2 separate regions of the Homo sapiens genome follow, and region 2 is linked to region 1. The links are chromatin loops, found by intact Hi-C in ENCODE. Cell type or tissue: PC-9. All regions are shown on one strand. Links, peaks and the distances in the headings refer to the core of each region. The heading gives the core; the rest is flanking DNA. Region 1 overlaps APOO (apolipoprotein O). Region 2 has its middle 27 kb from the start of PRDX4.

Region 1 (10,780 bases), core at 2,781-10,780:
ACAAGAGTGAAACTCCGCTTAAAAAAAAAAAGTAAAGAAAATCAGTCTCGATATATTTTAAATAAGAGTGGTAAAGAATAGAGAATGGGCCGGATTCGGTGGCTCGAGCCTGTAATCCCAGCACTTTGGGAGGCCGAGGCGGGCAGATCACTTGAGGTCAGGGGTTCGAGACAAGCCTGGCCAACATAGTGTGAAACCCTGTCTCTACTAAAAATACAATAATTAGCTGGTGGGCACCTGTAGCCCCAGCTACTCAGGAGGCTGAGGCAGGAGAATCGCTCGAACCCAGGAGGCAAAAGGCTGCAGTGGGCCGAGATCGCACCACTGCATTCCAGCCTGGGTGACAGAGTGAGACTCCGCCTCAAAAAAAAAAAAAGATTCATTATCTCCACACACACACACACAAAGATGAGAAAATGGCATCTGTACGCCTATGTTTATTGCAGCACTATTTACAATAGCAAAGACTTGGAAGCAACCCAAATGCCCATCAGTGATAGACTGGATAAAGAAAATGTGGCACATATACACCATGGAATGCTATGCAGCCATAAAATAGAATGAGTTCTTTATAGGGACATGGATGAAGCTAGAAACCATCATTCTCAGCAAACTAACACAGGAATAGAAAACCAAACATCACATGTTCTCACTCATAAGTGGGATTGAACAATGATAACACATGGAAGGGAACATCACACACTGGGGCCTATCAGGGGATGGAGGGCAAGGGGAGGGAGACCATTAGGACAAACACCTAATGCATGCGGGGCTTAAAACCTAGATGACAGGTTGATAGGTGCAGCAAACCAACATGGCATGTGTACCTATGTAACAAACCTTCATGTTCCGCACATGTATCCCAGGACTTAGAGTAAAATAGAAAAAAAAATTACAATATTAGTCTTCATTAAAACAATCTCTACTGGAACCTTTTCTACATCTCCTAATTAAACGTAGTGTCCAACATAAACTTTTCTTTCTGTTGTGGTGGTGGTGGCGGTAAAGAATCAAGCTTTATGTAAACTTGGTCAATAATAAGATTATCTCATTCTACTAAAAAAAAAAGAAGAAGAAGAAAAGAAAATGGCATTTTTTTTAAAAAAAAAAAAGAGGAAGGGGACTTGTAGTATGATTCCACCGAGTTTTTTGAAAATGTCATACCAAGGGTATATTTGAATATGTCCAGAACGGAGTCTAAAAAGATGTTAGGGCCGGGCGCAGTGGCTCATGCCTGTAATCCCAGCACTTTGGGAGGCTGAGGTGGGCAGACCACGAGGTCAGTGGTTCGAGACCAGCATGACCAACACGGTGAAACCCTGTCTCTACTAAAAACACAAAAATTAGCCGGACGTGGTGGTGCACGCCTGTAATCCCAGCTACTCAGGAGGCTGAGGCAGGAGAATTGCTTGAACCCGGGAGATGGAGGTTGCGGTGAACGAAGATGGCGCCACTGCACTCCAGCCTGGGCAACAGAGTAAGACTCCGTCTCAAAAAAAAAAAATATGATGTTAACAGTGGTTGTCTATAGGTGGTGATATTAAAGGTAATTCTTATCTCTATTTCCTGAAGTTTTTACAAAAAAACCATTGATTTGTTTTGTAACATGCAAAGAACAAAAATGGCTAGCTCCTGAGGATATTATAAAGGTTTGCCACAAAGTTTGAAGATAATTCCAAATGAGGAAGAGTAAAAATGTTTTGATCAGTGATAGAATTTTTGGAATAAATATAATGACAGTATAATTAAATCTATCCTCTCAAAACGACTGTTTTGATGCATTCATTTGAATGTAAAATTTGGGAGCACTCATACTTTAACAATAACAATAAAACCCACAATCATTTCGATCTGTTTCACAGCAAAGGAGGATATAAAGCCAAGAATTTATCTCCCTTTGTCACTCAGGCTGGAGTGCAGTGGTACAATCATAGCTCACTGTGGCCTTGAACTCCTGGGCTCACCTAATCCTTCTGCTTCAGCCTCCCAAGTACCTAGGACTATGGGTGTGACGGAGCACACTCAGCTATTTTTTTTTTTTTTTTTGGTAGAGATGGAGTCTCACTATGTTTCCCAGGCTGGTCTCAAACTCCTGGTCTCAAGCAATCCTCCTGCCTTGGCCTCCCAAAGCGCTGGGATTACAGGTGTGAACCACCATGCCCAGTAAAGTTTAGACTTCAAACAACATTAAAAAAACTCTTCCTAATACAACAAACATAGAACTATTTTATGAGAAATTTTTAATTCTTTAGTTCTGTACTACAGTAATTGGTATTTCCTAGCTCTTTCTCATCCACTGTAAACAGACTACAATCTAAAGAGATAAGCAGAGAAAAAAATGAGGCTGTTTTCAAGACTAATATTATCTTTTTCTCACAGAAAACCAAGTTCTGTTTCATCTTTGGAGGGTAGAATTCACCACAAAATTAGGTCAGCAAAGCAAACAAAATGTCTCATCTGCAATTGTTTCATTTTCTACTCTTTAAAGATAGCGATTAGATTTTATAAAATTCATGTAGAAAAATAATAAACTTGTGCGATAAACAGGAAGAAAACCTTAGGGCCAAAGAGTGAGATAATTGTTCATTTAGGCAGGTTTTGAGTCATCCAGTTGGGCTATACTGGTTTTAAAGACTTGGAACACAGATAATATGTAATTTATCAAGTCCAGAATTTATTTTGAACTTCCTCATCCAGACAGAAATTTACTGCTACTTAAGACTCCTATATATATGTGTTTTTTTCTCTATTAGAATGGCATCCTGGGACCCACTCAATCTTTTCTGAATTAAGGAAATATAGGGAGGAAAAAATCGTTGGGAAACATTTACTTCAAGTTTAGCTTTTCAAATGCATCTGTGTTTCCAAGCAACTAATAAAATGTACATCATTTAATAGGAGAGCTAGTCTGTCAAAGTAAAATCTATCTGGGCAGGGCATGCTGGCTCATGCCTGTAATCCCAGCACTTTGGGAGGCCGAGGTGGGCGGATCCTTTGAGCCCAGGAGTTCAAGACCAGCCTGGGCAACAGGCTAAAGGTGAAACCCCCTCTCTACAAAAAATACAAAAAATTATCTGGGAATGGTGGCACGTGCCCATAGTCCCAGCTACCCAGGAGGGTGAGGCAGGAGGATCGCTTGAGCCTGGGAGGTGGAGGTTGCAGTGAGCTAAGATTGTGCCACTGCACTCCAGCCTGGGAGACAGAGCATGATTCTGTCTCAAAAAAAAAAAAAAAAATCTATCTAGACACAGGTTTCTATCTAGACACATGGCTCTGTCTCAAAAAAAAAAAATCTACCTAGACATGGGTTTCATATCTCTTTTTTTGTTGTTGTTTTTTTTGACATAGGGTCTCATTCTGTCACTCAGGCTGGAATGCAGTGGCACAATCACAGCTCAATGCAGCCTCAACCTCCTGGGCTCAAGTGATCCTCCCATCTCAGCCTCTCAAGTAGCTGGGACTACAGGCAGGCACCACCATACCTGGCTAATTTTTGCATTTTTTGTAGAGACGGGCGGGGTTTCGCCATGTTGCCCAGGTTGGTCTCAAACTCCTGGACTCAAGGAATTCTCCTGCCTCAGCCTCCCAAAGTGCTGGGATTACAGGTGTGAGCCACCACGTCGGGCCTAGACCCGGGTTTCATATCTTAACAGACCACCATGTGCACAGAGAACTCTAAACTCACTAATGAAAACTGCCTTTGACTTCATCTCAGTTATTCATGTGCGTTTTTCTTCTTTAAGGAAAACTGTAAGCCTTTTTTGGAAAAAAAAAATCATGTACAAGACTCAATTCGGTTGATAACCATCTGACCTCATAATGAAAATCTGTGCAAAAATAAGGAACAAAAACAAGTAAAGTAAATGTTTGGACTATACCCAGCAACTTTAACAGGACTCCCAAATGGTGTGACTCCACAAACAGGCTCAGTTCTATCTGCCAAGTGAGGTAAACCATCAACAGACAATGTAGGAAACTTCTTGGAGCCCGTATAATCACTTTTTGCTTACTTACTCACTCACCAGTCTAACCCATGTCACATGAATCAGCATCTCTAATAGGAGAGGAGACTCATTTTCAGCAAGCACAAACAAAAACAGGCTAGTTCACAAGGACTGAAGTTTGTGGAATGGGGGAAAAGAAAAAAAGAACCTTTATTAGTTAGTTTCATATATTCCATTTTAAAAGACTGTTCAGAAGAAGGAATAGACTTCTTTTCAGGAATATCTGAAAAAAGAAACTACTGGGAATTCCTCCACACTAAGGCAATGAACATGCACTTGTGGATCTATCTCTAGCTCCCACAGAGGGGGCTCCTCATCCTCATGGAACCAAACAAAGAAGTCCTTAAGCGGGAGCCAGTGTGGGCTTTGAATAAAACACGCTGCATTGCTTCAAACAGCCAGAAATAGGAAGACAAAGGATAACTGCACTTAAAGTGCCTTTAAAACAATATTCACTTAAAATTCAACTATACTATCCATAATGCATAAAGCTGTATCAGGAAAATATAGCTTAACAATCAAAGTCATAGGCTTTCAGCATACTGAAAACTCTACGACCCTTGCCCTACATTCCTGCTTCTCCAAGTTTTAGTGAACACTGAAAATAAGTTTAAAAACCTACCACATTAAGAAATTGGCACTGATTAAATTTTCTAACAAAACTGGCATGAGGCTATGCAAAAATTAGGAAAAACTCAGCAAAAGTGAAAAATAAATAACTTCCAAATTCTAAAATATAACTTTAGACTAGGATTTTTTTGTCCCTGAAAATATATAAAGTTTCATGCTGTATGAACTAACTGTAAAATTCCACTTAAGCATTATTGGGGAAAATCAACTGATACACTCTTTCAATTCCTTTATTTTAAAGATCTCTTAGTACTTTCTTGTCATATTAAAAATAAGTCTAAACTTTTTGAAACAGATATCTTTGCTATTGAGATTTATTACACACCTAATAACATGCATTTATATATCTAATTTTAAATGTACAATACAAACAAATATGCAAGTTCGTTTCCTAGCCTCTAAGAAGTTCCAGTCTAGCCTAGAAAGGACATGGGTGTGGAACACATATACATATAGATTATAAATTAAACCTTTACGTCATAAAAGTCTACAAATATCAACAGGCCTCATGGGGTAATCAATTCATTTATCATAAATGTCTGGTACATCATCTACTTTTCTCCTCCACTGTGCCTCTAATCTCTCCGTTCTTTTAATGTATCGTTTTACTTCTTCTTTCTCCTCTTCCAGTGTTAGTTACAACTGTGAGGCTATCTGCATTTCAGAAGTAGATAGAAGAATGCTACAGTGTCCTGAGCAGAATTCATTTCCAAATGAGAAGTGAAATAACCCAAGTTAATTCACGTTTTACAGTTGTTAAGTCCAGAGTGCTAACCTGCAAGCATAGATTACTTCAGTGGACAAATGTGATACAAGAGGAACAGAAAACACCTTACATTGATATAGTGCTTTGTAGTTCACGGTTCTTTTCGCATATTATCTCAATTGAATCTCCCAACAATCCTGTGAGATACAGAGGGACATACTACTATCCCCACAGGATCATGATCAGAGGACGCTGAGAGATTAAGAAATCTCAACTGGCCCGGCATGGTGACTCATGCCTGTAATCCCAGCACTTTGGGAGGCCAAGGAGGGCAGATCACTTAAGGTCAGGAGCTCAAGACCAGTCTGGCCAACATGGTGAAACCCCATCTCTAATAAAAATACAAAAACTAGGCCAGGCGTGCTGGTGCATGCCTGTAGTCCCAGCTACTTGGGAGGCTAAGGGAGGAGACCGGCTTGAACCCAGGAGGCGGAGGGTGCGGAGAGCCAAGACTGCGCCAGTGCACTCCAGCCTGGGTGACAGGGCAAGACTCCGGCTCAAAAAAAAAAAAAAAAAAAAAGAAATCTCAACAAGGTCGCTCAGCCAGAAACACAACTAGAACCTGAGGCTGAAAAGATTGCATCCAGAGCTACAGAGCAGTTTTTTCTTCGTCTCTGTGATCCACTGTCTAACTTCTTCGAAAGGTAAGAAAGGAAAAAGAAACAACCAATTGATTCTGCACATAAAAAATGTATTTATGTGAGTAAAAATGTAGTTACTATAATTCCTCAAGAAGAATTCCCTTGAAGATGCTTAAACTGTTAGGGAAAAAAAACCTTCATTATCTTTCCAAATATGTGGCTTTTAAAATAATGCTCAAGTATAAAAGTTACATTACTCTTCCAATTTACAGATGATTTTCCTTTTCCATTTAGCATTGTAATTCTCCGCGCAGTTCTAGTAACATACTAGTAACATGGTAAGAAAATTAATTTCAGGAAGACAGGCAATGTAAGTATTACACTAAGCCACAAAGAATGTGTGAGGTAATAACACCTCATAGTCATGGACATGTTCACTCAGGCTCCTTGGTGTGGTGAGCTCTGAGTACAGGTCATGTTATTTGCCCTTGAGGAAGGAAGTGACACAGACCAGTTTTCACTAGGCCACCTTCTTGCCCTGGAGGCTTCAGTTAGCAGCTGATGATTTCCCAATTTCCAGCCCACGTCTGTGGCAGGAAAAGTCCATACCCTGGGGTTCTACATCAACTGATTTCCCCCTTCCAATGCCCAGATATTTCAGCAAGCCCAACCTGTTCAAAACCAAACCATCACCTCCCCCTCAAACCAAATTCAACCTTCTTCCACTTTCCCACCTCAATGAATAGTTCCCACCTCAATGAATAGATCCCACAGTCAAAAGTCAAAAGCCTGGGCAGAAACCTTAATTTATCCTTCTCCCTCATCTACCACATCCAACTGACTACCAAGTTTTGAAATAAAAAATACTTTTGGAGAGCCCCAAGACCGTGCACCACCGTAACACAGGTAGTTACAAGATGCCATCTTACAAGATGCCAACTAAAAGTAACAGCTCACATTTCTTCAGCCCTTACTTTGGGCCAAGCACTGTTCTAAGCTTTGCGTAGGAATGAATTTAATCCACACAATAATTTGAGGTTGGTAAGCATCTCATCCTTGTTTTACAAATGAGGAAGCAGCTACAGAAAACTTTAGTATCTCTCACAAGGAACACAGTGAAGCCCAAGGTCTTAACACTGTTCTGAACACTCTCACACTTCTGTGTCCTTGCATGTGCTTTTCTTCTCTGTTTGGAAGGCCCTTTCAACCTTGTCTGCCTAGCTCCAAAGATCAGCATAGGCATGTTCTTCTCTATAAAGCCTTCTGATGCCCCCTGCTGTTGCTCTTCCCTCTAAGTCAGTAGATCTCAAGGCTGGCTGCTTGCTCCAAAAACTAGATGCCTAATCCTACCCCTAGAGATTCTTGATGTCATTGGTATAGGTTCTAGACTGGGCATCGGGACTTTTAAAAGCTCCCCAGGTGGCTCTAACATGCAGTCAAGGTTGAGACCCACTGCATCGTTAACGGACCTTTAATGTCTGTGCTGGTAAGTGCATTGTGAGCTTCTGAAATGAAAGTTTCATAATCACCTTGGGGGGCTTTTTCAAAACTAGCAGTTCCTGGACGCCAACTAAAAAGTCAGTCAGAACCATGCGCAGGGGCTTGGAAACTGTCTCCTTGAATAATTCTGATTTGTGGCCAGATTTGGGACCTCTCTCCTAGATAAGAACTGGGTCTTTTCACTTGTACCCACCAGGGTCCAGCATGATGCCCAGCCCATAGTTGGACTAGGATAAAATCTGTGTAATGAAGGAAATCTAATAACGTGAATCTGGGTATATGTATCCAATATTCAAACTTCCTGCAGCAGCACAAGGAAAAGCTGCTTCCTACAATGGAATGCAAATACTGGGCAGCTTTTCAAATGTGTTTTTTAATCCACCAATGCCCCCTAGTGACCTGAAGATGAATAACTATATCAAAACATCGCAGTATATATTTTAAGTACAATGTGTACTTAATATGCACATAACTAGTCAGACACACTGCACTTTTACTACCATTGTACTTTTACTACCAACACCTATACTATTAACTCCTTTGCCCTCCAGTTCTAGTTAACCCAAGCTGTTAACTCCCAAACCCCGATCAATCCTACCGTTTACTCCATCCCCACTCTGCACAAACATACAGGAGTGCTCTCAGCAGAGCCCTCAAAGGGTCTGGCCTATCTTTTTGTTCCTTGGTCAGTGCCTCTCCCAAATCCCACCATGTTCATAAGACCATCCATCTCGAAAACACAAGAACCATTCATCTACCGATTGGCTTCAATTCTTGCTAGTCAAAGGGGACCAACGAAAACTATAGAACTAGTTAAAAAATGGAGAATCTGGCCGGGTGCGGCGGCTCACGTCTGTAATCCCAGCACTTTGGGAGGCTGAGGCGGGTGGATCACAAGGTCAGGAGTTTGAGACCAGCCTGGCCAGCATGGTGAAGCCCCGTCTCTACTAAAGATACAAAAAATTAGCTGGGCATGGTGGCGCGCACCTGTCAATCCCAGCTACTCAGGAGGCTGAGGCAGAGGAATTGCTTGAGCCCGGGAGGCGGAGGTTGCAGTGAGCAGAAACTGCGCCACTGTACTCAAGCCTGCGTGATAGAGCGAGACTCCATCTAGAAAAAAAAAAAAAAATGGAGCATTTGAGGCCGCATCCCAGACCTACTGAATTGGAATCCATTTTAACAAGAGTCACATGCCCATTAAAGTTTGACAAGCACTGGTTCTCAACTACTAGACCTAACATCACCATTTTATGACAAATATTTTCTGACACTCTTCTGGTATCCTGAAATAAAATTCATCACTAAGTTACATGCATAAGTCCAAAAAGTAAATCAGTATACTCTGATGGTAGCATAAAGGTGAATAAAAAGGAAAGATTTATGTGAATTATATTTCAGTATGTAAATGTTCAACACAACTAAAGACATAAAGAACAACCCCATTTTCAGTTATAATTTTTGCAAAGTTAAAAACGAAAAAAGAAAAAAAGAACAACCCCACAAGTTTCCAAAACATACCATTCTGTTGAGTCGTACCATTCTATGGAGAACCACTGGTCTACAATCTCTCGCACCTTTCTTTTCCTTCCATCTCTCGGGTGGGAATATCTCTCCCTTGCACAGCTGAGGTATTCTCTCTAGAATCTTGACTGAACATATCCTTCTAGTTACCAAATTCTCTCTCCTTCCCTTGATAGTCAAGCTTATCAACCATCATAGTGTCCACTTACTTGGCCCTCAGTCACCAACCCAGGTTAATCTACCCTTCACTTCCATCAGTAAACCTAAAGTATAAGGATCATGAAAGCTTTCCAAAGTGCCCAAATCAGTGAACACGACTCATGATATGTAACTAACTCATATCTCATCTAGCTTATATCTCCGTCATGGACATTGTTGGTTGCATATCCAGTCTCTATTCTCCCTCTTCCTTCCTAAAAGAACTCCATTGTGTTCATGAATGCATTCCTCTCCCCTGTGATTAAGTGACGCCACCCTGGGTTGATCCTGTTTAGTCTAAGCCAATCAGATCATGGCATTCCTCTGACAACTGTTACAGGGTCAGACAACTGACCTAAGTTGGTCCAATCAGACTGAAGGACCAAGTGTGGGAGTTTTTTCTCTCTCCTCCTCCTCTTGCTCTAGAGAATGAGAAAGTGTGTATGTTACTAGTAGTCATCTTGCAACCCTAAAGGAAACCAACCTGACTGTGGAAACCCAAGAAGAGATGGGTCCTTGATGACACTGGTTTTTTTTTTTTTTTTTTTTTTGGGACGGAGTCTCGCTGTCTCCCAGGCTGGAGTTCAGTGGTGCGATCTCAGCTCACTGCAACCTCCGCCTCCCGGGTTCTTGCCATTCTCCTGCCTCAGCCTCCCGAGTAGCTGAGACTACAGGCACCCGCCAACACACCCGGCTAATTTTTTGTATTTTTAGTAGAGACAGGGTTTCACCATGTTAGCCAGGATGGTCTCGATCTCCTGACCTCGTGATCCGCCCGCCTCGGCCTCCCGAAGTGCTGGGATTACAGGCGTGAGCCACCGTGCCTGGCCTGACACTGTTGACCAACTGAATCAGAGCCTGGAATCCATTCTTCCTCTGGACTTTGTGAGAGAATTTTCCTTACTATTTAAGCAGTTGGGTTTTCCCAGCTGAAAGCATCCTAACATAGCCATTTCTCCTTGAAACTTTTCTCCCTCGATTTTCTAAACATCACTCTTTTCTGCTCCTACTTCTGCTTCTCAAGTCTGGCCTCCCCCTTTCCTCTGCCTACTCCTACATTTTGGTGTCCTCCAAGGTTTGTTGTGATCTTTTCTACCCAAAGTACATGTTCACCTGAAATAATCTCAGTTCAGTCGGGCGCGGTGGGTCACACCTGTAATCCCAGCACTTTGGGAGGCCAAGGCGGGCGAATCACGAGGTCAGGAGTTCGAGACCAGCCTGGCCAACACATGGTGAAACTCCGTCTTTATTAAAAATACAAAAAAATTAGCCAGGCGTGGTGGCGGGCGCCTGTAATCCTAGCTACTCAGAGGCTGAGGCAGGAGAATCACTTGAACCCAGGAGGCGGAGGCTGCAGTGAGCCAAGATCGCACCACTGCACTCCAGCCCGGACAACAGGGCCAGACTCTGTCTGAAAAAAATAATAATGATAACAATAATAATAATAATAATAATCTCAGCTCACTATGTCTTTCCCTTGACACATCAAAACTGAGCTTCCAGCACTTCCCCCAATGGAATACCACTGATGTTCCCCACCCCTTTTACCTGAAGAACTCCTACCTGTCTCAAAACTAAAT
Region 2 (11,115 bases), core at 3,039-11,038, 210 kb before region 1:
CCCGAGTATCTAGGATTACATGCGTGTGCCTCCATGCCTGGCCAATTTTTGTATTTTTAGTAGAGACGGGGTTTCGCCATGTTGCTCAGGCTGGTGTCGAACTCCTGAACTCAAGTGATCTGCCTGCCTCGGCATCCCAAAGTGCTGGGATTACAGGTGTGGGCCACAGCGCCTGGCCTCTCACCACTTTTCGTATTAACTGAGTGATATACATAGCTTCCGAATAAAATAGCACTAAATGCACCCCTTTTGTCAGTGCCTTTTATAAACTATCCCTTCAAAGAGCTGACTTCTGAAAGTCCATAAATCCAAGCTTACATCTTAAAAGATGGTCTCGTGGCCATTTACAAGACTGGAAAAAGAGTTGAGAAAGGATAGTCCCCTGCCCTACTGGAGACGATGGACCCTGGGCCTAACCAGGATGCAGCTACTAGAGACCTATTCCCAGAAGATGCTGACCTACCATAATCTGGAGCAGTGCTTCTCAATGGGGAGGGATGGAGATTTTGCCCCCAGGAGACATGGCAATATCTGGGATGTTTTTATTGTCAAAACTGAAAATACAGCCGGGCGCGGTGGCTCACGCCTGTAATCCCAGCACTTTGGGAGGCTGAGGCGGGTGGATCACGAGGTCAGGAGATCGAGACCATCCTAGCTAACACGGTGAAACCCCGTCTCTACTAAAAAAAATACAAAAAAAATTAGCCAGGCGTGGTGGCAGGCGCCTGTAGTCCCAGCTACTCGGGAGTCTGAGGCAGGAGAAAGGCGTGAACCCAGGAGGCGGAGCTTGCAGTGAGCCGAGATCACGCCACTGCACTCCAACCTGGGCAACAGAGTGAGACTCCGCCTCAAAAAAAAAAAAAAAAACTGAAACTACTACTGGCATCTGGTGGGTAGAGGCCAAGGGTGCTGCTAAACATCCTACAATGCACAGGACAGTCCCACAGCAAAGACTTTTCTGCTTCAAGATGTTAACTGTGGCAATGTTGAGAAAACCCGCTCTAGAGACTAAGGAAAGGAGGAGACCAGTATCATTTAGTAGCTGCCTGTACAGCAGGAGGTCAGAACAATGCCACAACAGTAGGAGCTTACCCAAAATAATAGATCAAGAGATGACCTGCCCACAAACATTTAAAAAATAGTAAATAAGGCCGGACATGGTAGCTCACGCCTGTAATCCCAGCACTTTGGGAGGCTGAGGCGGGCAGATCACCTGAGGTCAGGAGTTTGTGACCATCCTGGCCAACATGGGGAAACCCCGTCTCTACTAAAAACACAAAAATTAGCCAGGCATGGTGGTGGATGCCTGTAATCCCAGCTACCGGGGAGGCTGAGGCAAGAGAATCGCTTGAACCCGGGAGGCGGAGGTTGCAGTGAGCCGAGATCACGCCACTGTACTCCAGCCTTGGCGACAGAGCGAGACTCTGTCTCAAAAAAAAAAAAAAATTAGTAAATAAATAGGAGGCCAGGAGCAGTGGCTCACGCCTATAATCCCAGCACTTTGGGAGGCCAAAGTGGGCAGATCACCTGAGGTCGGGAGTTCAAGACCAGCCTGACCAACATGGAGAAATCCTGTCTCTACTAAAAATACAAAAATTAGCCGGGCATGGTGGCAGACACCTGTAATCCCAGCTACTCAGGAGGCTAAGGCAGGAGAATCCATTGAACCTGGGAGGCGGAGGTTGTGGTGAGCCGAGATCAGGCCATTGCACTCCAGCCTGGGTAAAAAGAGCGAAACTCCATCTCAAAAAAAAAATGTAAATAAATAGGTGACTGACTGGCCGCGGTGGCACACACCTGTAATCCCAGCACTATGGGAGGCCTAGGCGGGTGGATCACCTCAGATCAGGAGTTCAAGACCAGCCTGACTAACATGATGAAACCCCATCTCTAGTAAGTACAAAAAATTAGCTTGGCTTCGTAGTGGACACCTGTAATCCCAGCTACTTGGGAGGCTGAGGCAGGAGAATGGCTTGAACCTGGGAGGCAGAGGTTGCAGTGAGCCGAGATCGTGCCACTGCACTCCAGCCTGGGCGACAGAATGAGACTCCATCTCAAATAAACGGAAGTGACCTGAAGTTTCTATGAAACACACCAGGCAATATCTTTCCAGTGCACTAATATATGAATGACATCTATTATTCCCTGCTTCTCCCTATAATTTCTAGTCTTCTGTTGAATATTTCACATTTAAGCCTGGCCAGTGTTCTGAGGTTTCCAGTGATCATGGTGGACAGCTCTTTCAGGGATTTCTTAGTCCCTAGAATCTCACACAAGAGATCATTCCTCACGCCCTCCCCACCACATCCCCATTGTCTCTTCTCTGTCCAAGAGCTCATCTAACCCTACATCCTAAACTTCCCATCTGTCACTAGGTTTCCAGGTTGTATATTTTGTTCTCAAACACATTAACTACTATTTTATTATTTAATGATATTTTGGTATCCTAACCCCCCTATGAACTTTGTGACAACACTATGTCACTGAGAAATCTTTGAATACAAGGTTATTAATATATAAGATGTAACAAAATATGTGTTTCAGGTAAATAATTTCATAGACCGGGCGTAGTGGTTCACACCTGTAATCCTAGCACTTTGGGAGGCCGAGGCGGGCGAATCACTTGAGGTCAGGAGCTCAAGACCAGCCTGGCCAACATGGTGAAACCTCGTCTCTACTAAAAATACAAAAATTAGCTGGACGTGCTCGCTTAAACCCAGGAGGCGGAGGTTGCAGTGAGCCAAGGTCGTGTCACTGCACTCCAACCTTGGTGACAGAACAAGACTCTCTCTCAAAAAAAAAAGTTTCATAAAAGTGTCTGCAGTGGAGGGGAATATATATACACATATCTATGTATTTGTGTGTCTATATATATTCATACATATATATAGGGTCAAAAAACTTTTACAGCTGGGTGCAGTGGCTCATGCCTATAATCCCAGCACTTTGGGAGGCCGAGGCAGGAAGGTCACTTGAGCCCAGGAATTTGAGACCCGCCTGGACGATATGGTGAGACCTCATCTCTACAAAAAGTATAAAAATTATCCAGGCGTGGTGTCTTGTACTTGTAGTCCCAGCTGTTCCTGAGCCTAAGGCAGGAGGATCATTTAAGCCCAAAAGGTCAAGCCCTCAGTGAGCTGTGATCACACCACTGCACTCCAGCCTGGGCAAGAGAGCAAGACCCTGTCTCAAAAAAAAAGAAAAAAAGAAAAGAAAAGAAAAAGAAAAACTGTTTTTCCTCTGTTCTCACATGACAACAATCAATACAGAAGACTTCTGTGACCAAATGTGTAGGGTGTAGGGATTTTCCCCACCAACAGGCAAGCAATTCTGCAGTGGACACCAGCCAGGAATCTTCTGATCCAATTCAATTCTGATGCTGTCCACCTGGATATAGCATCAGATACCACAGGTTGAGGGCTCAGACCCACAGGACTGCCCCCACTTCAGACACCAGCTCCCAAGTACAGGCCTCTGGAACTTCTGACTGACTGACTTCAAGTTGGGGTTCCCATGACCCCCTCTTTAGGCTCAATTGTTAGAGCAGCTTGCAAAACTCCGGGAAACGCCCACTTACACTTACCAGTTTCTTATGAAGGATATTTTGAAGGATACGAATAAACACCCAGATGAAGAGGCACATAGGGCGAGGTCTGGAAGGGTCCTGAGCACGGGAGCTTCTATTCCCGTGGAGTTGGGGTGCACCATCATCCCAACACATGGGTGAATTCTTGTTCACCTTCCTGCAAGCCTTCACCAGCTCAGCTGTCCAGAAGTTCTGCGTACCTGGTCCTCTTGGGCCTTTTATGGAGACTTCATTGGATAGGCATGACTGAAGCATGGACAACCGTGTCAAAATGTGATTGGATCGCTTCTCGGCCTTTTGGCTAAGATCAAGTGCAAAACGTGATTGGGCAAAAAGGGCATGATCTAATGCTAATAGACGGAGTGGGGAATCCTAGCAAGGCCTGTCCAGATTCCTGTTGGCCTCTCTGCACGGCACTCCTTCCTCCTGGGTTGAGGGCAGGACCCTTTCTAAAATGAGGATCTTATGACCTACAATCAGACAAGGTAGGTCAGAGAATTTCTTTATGACCGGCTCCAAATACAAAGGTGGGGGCAGATTATATTTTCAGTTTCTATGGCCTGCCTTGGAGAGACAAAGGAGCAGGTGAAAAAGGAGAGTATGAGAAGGTCAGCGGGAGAGGCTGTTTTCTGAGCCCTGCTTCTGAGGCCTACAGCACCCGCACATTAAAACCAAAGATGGTCTTTTCCTTTGATCGCTCTGAAGCACTTCCAAAGCTGCTTCAGGAACCAAGGACTAAAGGACGAACACTTTAACAAAAGATATGCTTATTGCTTAATCACTTGGGAAATAATAAGGGCTATGGGAGTTATGAGCCAGGAACCATGGACAAAAAGCTATATATATATAATGATATCACATATATATAATGATATCACATAGATATACATATGTATATATACACACACAGATGCTTCTATAAACTCATATTTTTTACCTAGCTTTTCAACAGAAAAGAAAATGTTTATCATAGTTACTATGTATTTAGTTTCATATAGCAAAGTAATTTTTACCAATCCTATTACTAAATAACAATTTTAGCATAATATTGTACATTTATGTAAAATGCTAAAAATATATTTTATTTATTTATTTTGAGAGGGGCTGGAGTGCAGCAGCACAATCTCGGCTCACTGCAGCCTCTGCTTCCCAGGTTCAAGTAATTCTGCCTCAGCCTCCCAAGTAGCTGGGATTACAGGCAAGCACTACCATGTCTGGCTAATTTTTGTATGTTTAGTAGAGGCAGGGTTTCACCATGTTGGCCAGGCTGACCTCAAGTGAATGGCCCGCCTCAGCCTCCCAAAGTGCTGGGATTACAGGCATGAGCCACCGTGCCCAGCCCAAAAATATATTTTAAAAGAGCCTCCTTCCTGAGTCTTAAACTTACAATTTTTTTTAATTAACAAATTCAAAAGCCAACTCGAACACCCAAATTCACCTAAATCGTATATTTGTTCACACAAAAAACATTTATTACCTAAATATGTGCAAGGGACTTTGCTAGACAATAGGAATAAAAAGATCTGATACAATTCCTTCCCTCAAGAAGCCCACAGTCTCATAAGTGAAATAAGCATGTAAGAAAAGGAATTATGGCCAAGCACAGAGGCTCACGCCTGTAATCCCAACACTTTGGGAGGCCAAGGCAGGCGGATCACTTGAGCCCAGGAGTTCAAGATCAGCCTGGGCAACATAGTGAAACTCTGTCTCCACAAAACATTTAAAAATTAGCCAGATGTGATGGTGCACGCCTGTAGTCCCAGATACTCGGGAGGCTGAGGCAGGAGGATCACTGGAGCCCTGGGGTAGTTGAGGCTGCAGTGAGCCATGATCATACCACTGCACTCCAGCCTGGGTGACAGAGTAAGACCCTGTCTCAAATAAATAAATAAATAAATATTTAAAAATGGAATTGCAATACCTTGGAATAAGTGCTAAAAACACCAGCTCCTGTGGAGGTTCCATGGTGAGCACAAACAACCACAAGAAAAATCAGGGATGGAATGAGGGAAGGTTTCACAGGGAAGAAGAGGTGTACACCCATTTCCCATTTCTCCACTGAAGGCCATATCATCTGCAAGTAGCCCTTACAGAAGAAGACAGTACTTATCACCCAACGTCAAGAGAACCAAGGACTGACTGGTTTTCCTCTTTGATGATTATCTACTGGGAAATGGCACATATTTTAGAGTTGATTGGCTAGGGTTAGGGGTCAAATGTGGGGCCAAGGCCAGATGGAAATTTTAAGAATTGAATCAAGGCTGGGGGCAGTGGCTCATGTCTGTAATCCCAGCACTTTGGGAGGCTGAGGCAGAAGGATCACTGGAGCTCAGGAGTTTGAGACCAGCCTGGGCAACAGAGTGAGACCCCAACTCTATAAAAAAATTGTTAAAAATAGCCAGGCCTGGTGGTGTGCGCCTGTGGTCCCAGCTATTTGGGAGGCTGAGGTGGGAGGATCACTTGAGCCCAGGAGGTCCAGGCTGCAGTGAGCCGTGATCAAGCCACTGCACTCCAGCCTGGGTGACAGAGCAAGACCCTGTCTCAAATAATAATAATAAAAAAAGAATGGAATCTGTAGTCTTGATTTCATTACTTCAAGCTCTGGCTATTTGTACAGTTCACTCTGGACATCAGAAACAGGATTTCCAAGTTGTGTTAAAGGGAATACACTGCACTGTAACACAAAGGCCACAAGATGGCACCCAGCCCACAGAAAGCAAACAGCCACTTGTGAAGCCGGGGCGGGTGGGGATGGGGGTGGGGGCGGGGGGGTGCGCCGGGGGTGGGGGGTAACGCGGGGGAGCGTTACCCTAAACTAAAAGAGCAACAATTAACTGTCAAACTAATGTTTTTACAAATTTAATTTATTAAAAAACAGGAAAATAACTTAGAAATTCAGAACAATTTAAAACTAAGCACAACTTAAATAGGTATGTGAACTTTACTAAGTATACTCCTTCCATCCATGATGGAAGGTCAAACTTTTTAACCATAATCCATGTAGAAGTACATTTTACATTGTGACCTAGTACTCACGTAGATGTGTGTACCATGTGCATACATAACGTGTCACACAACACTTAACATTACTATGCATGATGCATTCTGATGTTTTTTCTTTTTTTAAATATTCAAGCCCACTCATTTTTATGTCCTACTAATTTCAAGCCCATAGTTAGAAATATATATATATATTTTATATATATATAAACTGTCTAAAAATATATATTTTATATATATATATATATATATATATATATATATATATATATATATATATATATATATATATATTTAGACAAAGTCTCGCTCTGTTGCCCAGGCTAGAGTGCAGTGGCGCAATCTCAGCTCACTGCAACCTCCGCCTCCCAGGTTCAAGCGATTCTCCTGCCTCAGCCTCCTGAGTAGCTGGGACTACAGGCGCCCGCCATCACGCCTGGCTAATTTTTGTATTTTTAGTAGAGACGGGGTTTCACCATGTTGGTCAGGCTAGTCTCGAACTCCTAACCTCGTGATCCACCCGCCTCGGCCTCCCAAAGTGCTGGGATTACAGACGTGAGCCACCGTGCCTGGCGGATATATATATATATAATTTTTTTTGAGACAGAGTCTCGCTCTGTCGCCCAGGCTGGAGTGCAGTGGCGCGATCTGGGCTCACTGCAGCCTTCGCCTCGCGGGTTCAAGTGATTATCCTGCCTCAGCCTCCCAAGTAGCTGGGACTACATATGCGTGCCACCATGCCTGGATAGTTTTTTCATTTGTTTGTGGAGATGGGGCTTTGCCATGTTGGCCAGGAGGTCTTGAACTCCTGGGCTCCAGATATCCGCTCGCCTCAGCCTCCCAAAGTGCTAGGATTACAGGCATGAGCCACCACGTCTGGCCCTAATCCCTTCTTTTAACTCCTCTTTTCTGTTTCCTATTTTATAGTAAATTCATTACTTGCTGCCAACAGAAGGGAAAGAAAACACAACTCAGCTGGGCGCGGTAGCTCACACCTGTAATCTCAGCACTTTGGGAGGCGAGGCAGAGGAGGTCGGATTACCCGAGTTCAGGAGTTTGAGACCAGCCTGGCTGACATGGTGAAACCCCAGTCTCTACTAAAAATACAAAAATGAGTTGGGCGTGGTGGCGGGTGCCTGTACTCCCAGCTACCCGGGAGGCTGAGGTAGAAGAATTGTTTGAACCCGGGAGACAGAGGTTGCAGTGAGCTGAGATCGTGCCACTGCACTCCAGCCTGGGCGACAGAGTAAGACTCCATCTCAAAAGAAAAAAAAAACCACAAGTCAATTTAGAGAGTCAATCACAATTGTCGCAAAAGTTTTATTCTAAGAGGAAATAAACCAAATGCCCAGAACATTTCAGCCATAATTCATTCTTATGGTTGAGACTTGACTGCATTCTGATCCATATATAGATGGCATTAGTTAACCCTTTACTATAATAGCTGAGAAAATATGTCAGAAATGTGGCAAAGGACCAAAATTCTAGACCTAGTCTCGCCTCTCCCACTTATATAGTTACAAGTTAGGCTTCAGGAAGTTACCTTCCCTCTCTAAGCCTGTTTCCTCATCTGCAAAATGTGGGTAATAATAGTACTGATCTCAAAGAATTACTGTAAGGATTAAATGAGAGTATACATTTTAATGTCACTAGTACAGTGCCTGACACATATGTGTTAGCCACATATAAAAATTATATGATTACATCTTTTTTTTTTTTTTTTTTTTGAGACAGGGTCTCCTTCTGTTGCCCAGGCTGGAGTTCAGTGGCACGATCTTGGCTCACTACAGCCTCTGCCTCTGGGCCCAAGCAATTCTCCCACCTCAGCCTCCCAAGTAGCTGAGACTACAGGGACACACCACCAGGCCCAGCTGATTTTTCTATTTTTTGTAGATACAGGGTTTCACCATGTTGCCCAGGCTGGTTTCAAACTCCTGGACTCAAGCAATCCACCAACCTTGGCCTCTCCAAGTACTGAGACTATAGGCGTTTCACCATGCTGGCCAGGCTGGTCTCGAACTCCTGACCTAAAGTTATCCACCTGCCTTGGCCTCCCACAGTGCTGGGATTACAGGCGTGAGCCACTGCGCCCGGCACTTATTATTTTTTTAGAGACAGGGTCTCACTCTGTTGTCTCACTCTGGAGTGCAGTGGCACTATCACAGCTCATTGCAGCCTCAAACTCCTGGGCTCAAACAATCATCCCGCCTCAGCCTTCCAAGTAGCTGGGACTACAGGCACGTGCCACCACGACCGGCTAATTTTTTTATTTTCTGTAGAGATAGGGTCTCACTATGTTGCCAGGCTGGTTTTGAACTCCTGGCCTCAAGCAATCCTCCTGCCTCAGCTGGGATTTCAGGTATGAGCTACTGTGCCTGGCTGAAACTTTCTTTTTAATAGGGACCTCTTAATCATCCAATCAGTGGCCTTTTCCCAGTATTCATCCTTACCACCTTCAGTGACACCACTGATCCCTCCAAGAAAATGGCTTTGAGAGGAAGGAGGGTGCTGTGGTTAAGACCCGGGAATCTGGCTGCTCTTAGAGCCCTCAAGCCACCATTTAAGAAATCCAAGGCCGGGTGGGCACGGTGGCTCATGCCTGTAATCCTAGCACTTTGGGAGGCTGAGGCGGGCAGATCATTAGGTCAGGAGTTCTGGACCAGCCTGGCCAACATGGTGAAACCCTGTTTCTACTAAAAATACAAAAATTAGCTGGGCATGGTGGCACGTGCCTGTAATCCCAGCTACTCAGTAGACTGAGGCAGGAGAATCACTTTAACCTGGGAGGCGGAGGTTTCAGTGAGCTGAGATCTTGCCATTGCGCTCCAGCCTGGGTGACAGAGCGAGACTCCACCTCAAAAAGAAAAAAAAAAAAAAGAAAAAAAGAAAAAAAAAAAAAAGAAATCCAAGGCCGGGCACAGTGGCTCACGCCTGTAATCCCAGCACTTTGGGAGGCCGAGGCAGGCAGATCACTTGAGGTCAGGAGTTCGAGACCAGCCTGGCCAACATGGTGAAACCCCATCTCTACTAAAAAAATAAAAATTAGCTGGGCGCGGTGGTGGGCGCCTGTAATCCCAGCTACTCAGGAGGCTGAGGCAGGAGAATCGCTTGAACCCGGGAGCCGGAGGTTGCAGTGAGCCAAGATAGTGCCAATGCACTCCTGCCTGGGTGACAAAGCAAGACTCTGACTCAAAAAAAAAAAAAAAGAAAGAAATCCAACCAGGCTGGTAGCCAGCCACCTCAGCCACCCCAGCTGAGGCACCAGATGTCCCAGCCCCAGATGAACTCCCAGATGAACAGAGCTGACTGAGTGACCTTAGCCAATGCTACATGGAACAGAAGAACCTCCCAGGTGAGCCCAGCCATCCCACAGAATCAAGTATATCTTTAGAAAGATAAACTGCACAAACTAATTGAAAAGAAAAAGAAAAATGTTGAAACCCCAGGGGAGTTGGGTGCAACTTCAGTTCTCTAGGAGTCAAGTGCTTGGCTCTATTCAAAAAGGTGCAAGAAAGCAGATTGGATCAGAGCAAACACAGGTATCAGATGGAACACGTTGACAGAAGATTTGGGTTACCACAGAATCACATGGACATGCCCAACACAGTGCAAAGCATACTAGAATGAAGTAAACTCTCCTAAAGAAACCAGTGAAAAAGACAGCATCCTCAAAGACTACACATTGAAGAAGCATGGAGGCAAAAACTAAGAACTTGGTAATAAATGCCTGAAGTAAAACTGGGATCTCAGCACAGACTATTTAATATAAAACAATGTCCAACTCACATGAGGAAGATGTATGCTAGAACTTAGCAGTGCTGGTGCTGGGTAAAAATTCTCCTTTAACTTTTTTTTCAGACGCAGTCTCGCTCTGTCGCCCAGGCTGGAGTGCAATGGCGCCATGTCGGCTCACTGCAATCTCTGCCTCCCAGGTTCAAGCGATTTTCCTGCCTCAGCCACCTGAGTAGCTGGGATTACAGGCACCTGCCATCATGCCCAGCTAATTTTTGTATTTTTAGTAGAGACGGGGTTTCACCATGTTGGCCAGGCTGGTCTTGAACTCCTGACCTCAGGTGATCCGTCCGCCTCGGCCTCCCAAAGTGCTGGGATTACAGGCGTAAGCCACCGCTCCCGGTCAAAAATTCTCCTTTATTCTTTGAGAGGGACATAACACTAATAATCCAGAACCTAGTGTATATCCGTTAGTTTGCTTCACCTCATCTTCTTAAAAGTCCTGTATTAAAAACCAAAACCTCTAGCTTTTATATCTGTATTGGTAGAGGACAGATTTGGGGTGAAGATTCTGGTATCCAAAATTACGTGAGCAATTTAACAAAAAGACAACAAAAACAATAAGCAATTTAATTTCAATCTCAGTAGAATTCAGAGAAAGGCAATTAACAAATGTCAGTTTTCTTTTTTTGGGGGGGTGGGGGGGGACAGGGTTTCACTTGTTGCCCAGGCTGGAGTGCAGTGGCGTGATCTTGGCTTACTACAGCCTCAAACTCCTGGACTCAAGCAATGCTCCC

Evidence for each region. Hi-C counts contacts between places; a loop is a spot of excess contacts. Peaks named below come from ENCODE experiments on the same cell type or tissue, not always from the same donor. Only the 100,000 strongest peaks of a DNase experiment are listed, where the experiment ranks them.
Region 2: a loop joins it to region 1, with 15 times the contacts of the local background. A loop is called at or near these places in 99 of 110 quality-filtered maps.

Annotation. Positions count from the first base shown.
Region 1 is chrX:23,894,776-23,905,555 of GRCh38, forward strand. The region is part of intron 1 of APOO (apolipoprotein O); the gene reads right to left. Among named protein-coding and RNA genes, the nearest start is that of APOO, 7.8 kb to the right of the region's middle. In PC-9, for the core only: CTCF peaks have their summits at 7,261 (motif pointing left), 7,555 and 7,904 (motif pointing left); DNase peaks (open chromatin) are centred at 5,646, 6,446, 7,236, 7,846 and 1 weaker place; H3K27ac peaks cover 4,237 bases.
Region 2 is chrX:23,688,450-23,699,564 of GRCh38, forward strand. No RefSeq gene overlaps it. Among named protein-coding and RNA genes, the nearest start is that of PRDX4, 27 kb to the left of the region's middle. In PC-9, for the core only: a CTCF peak has its summit at 6,218; no DNase peak of the experiment used is centred there.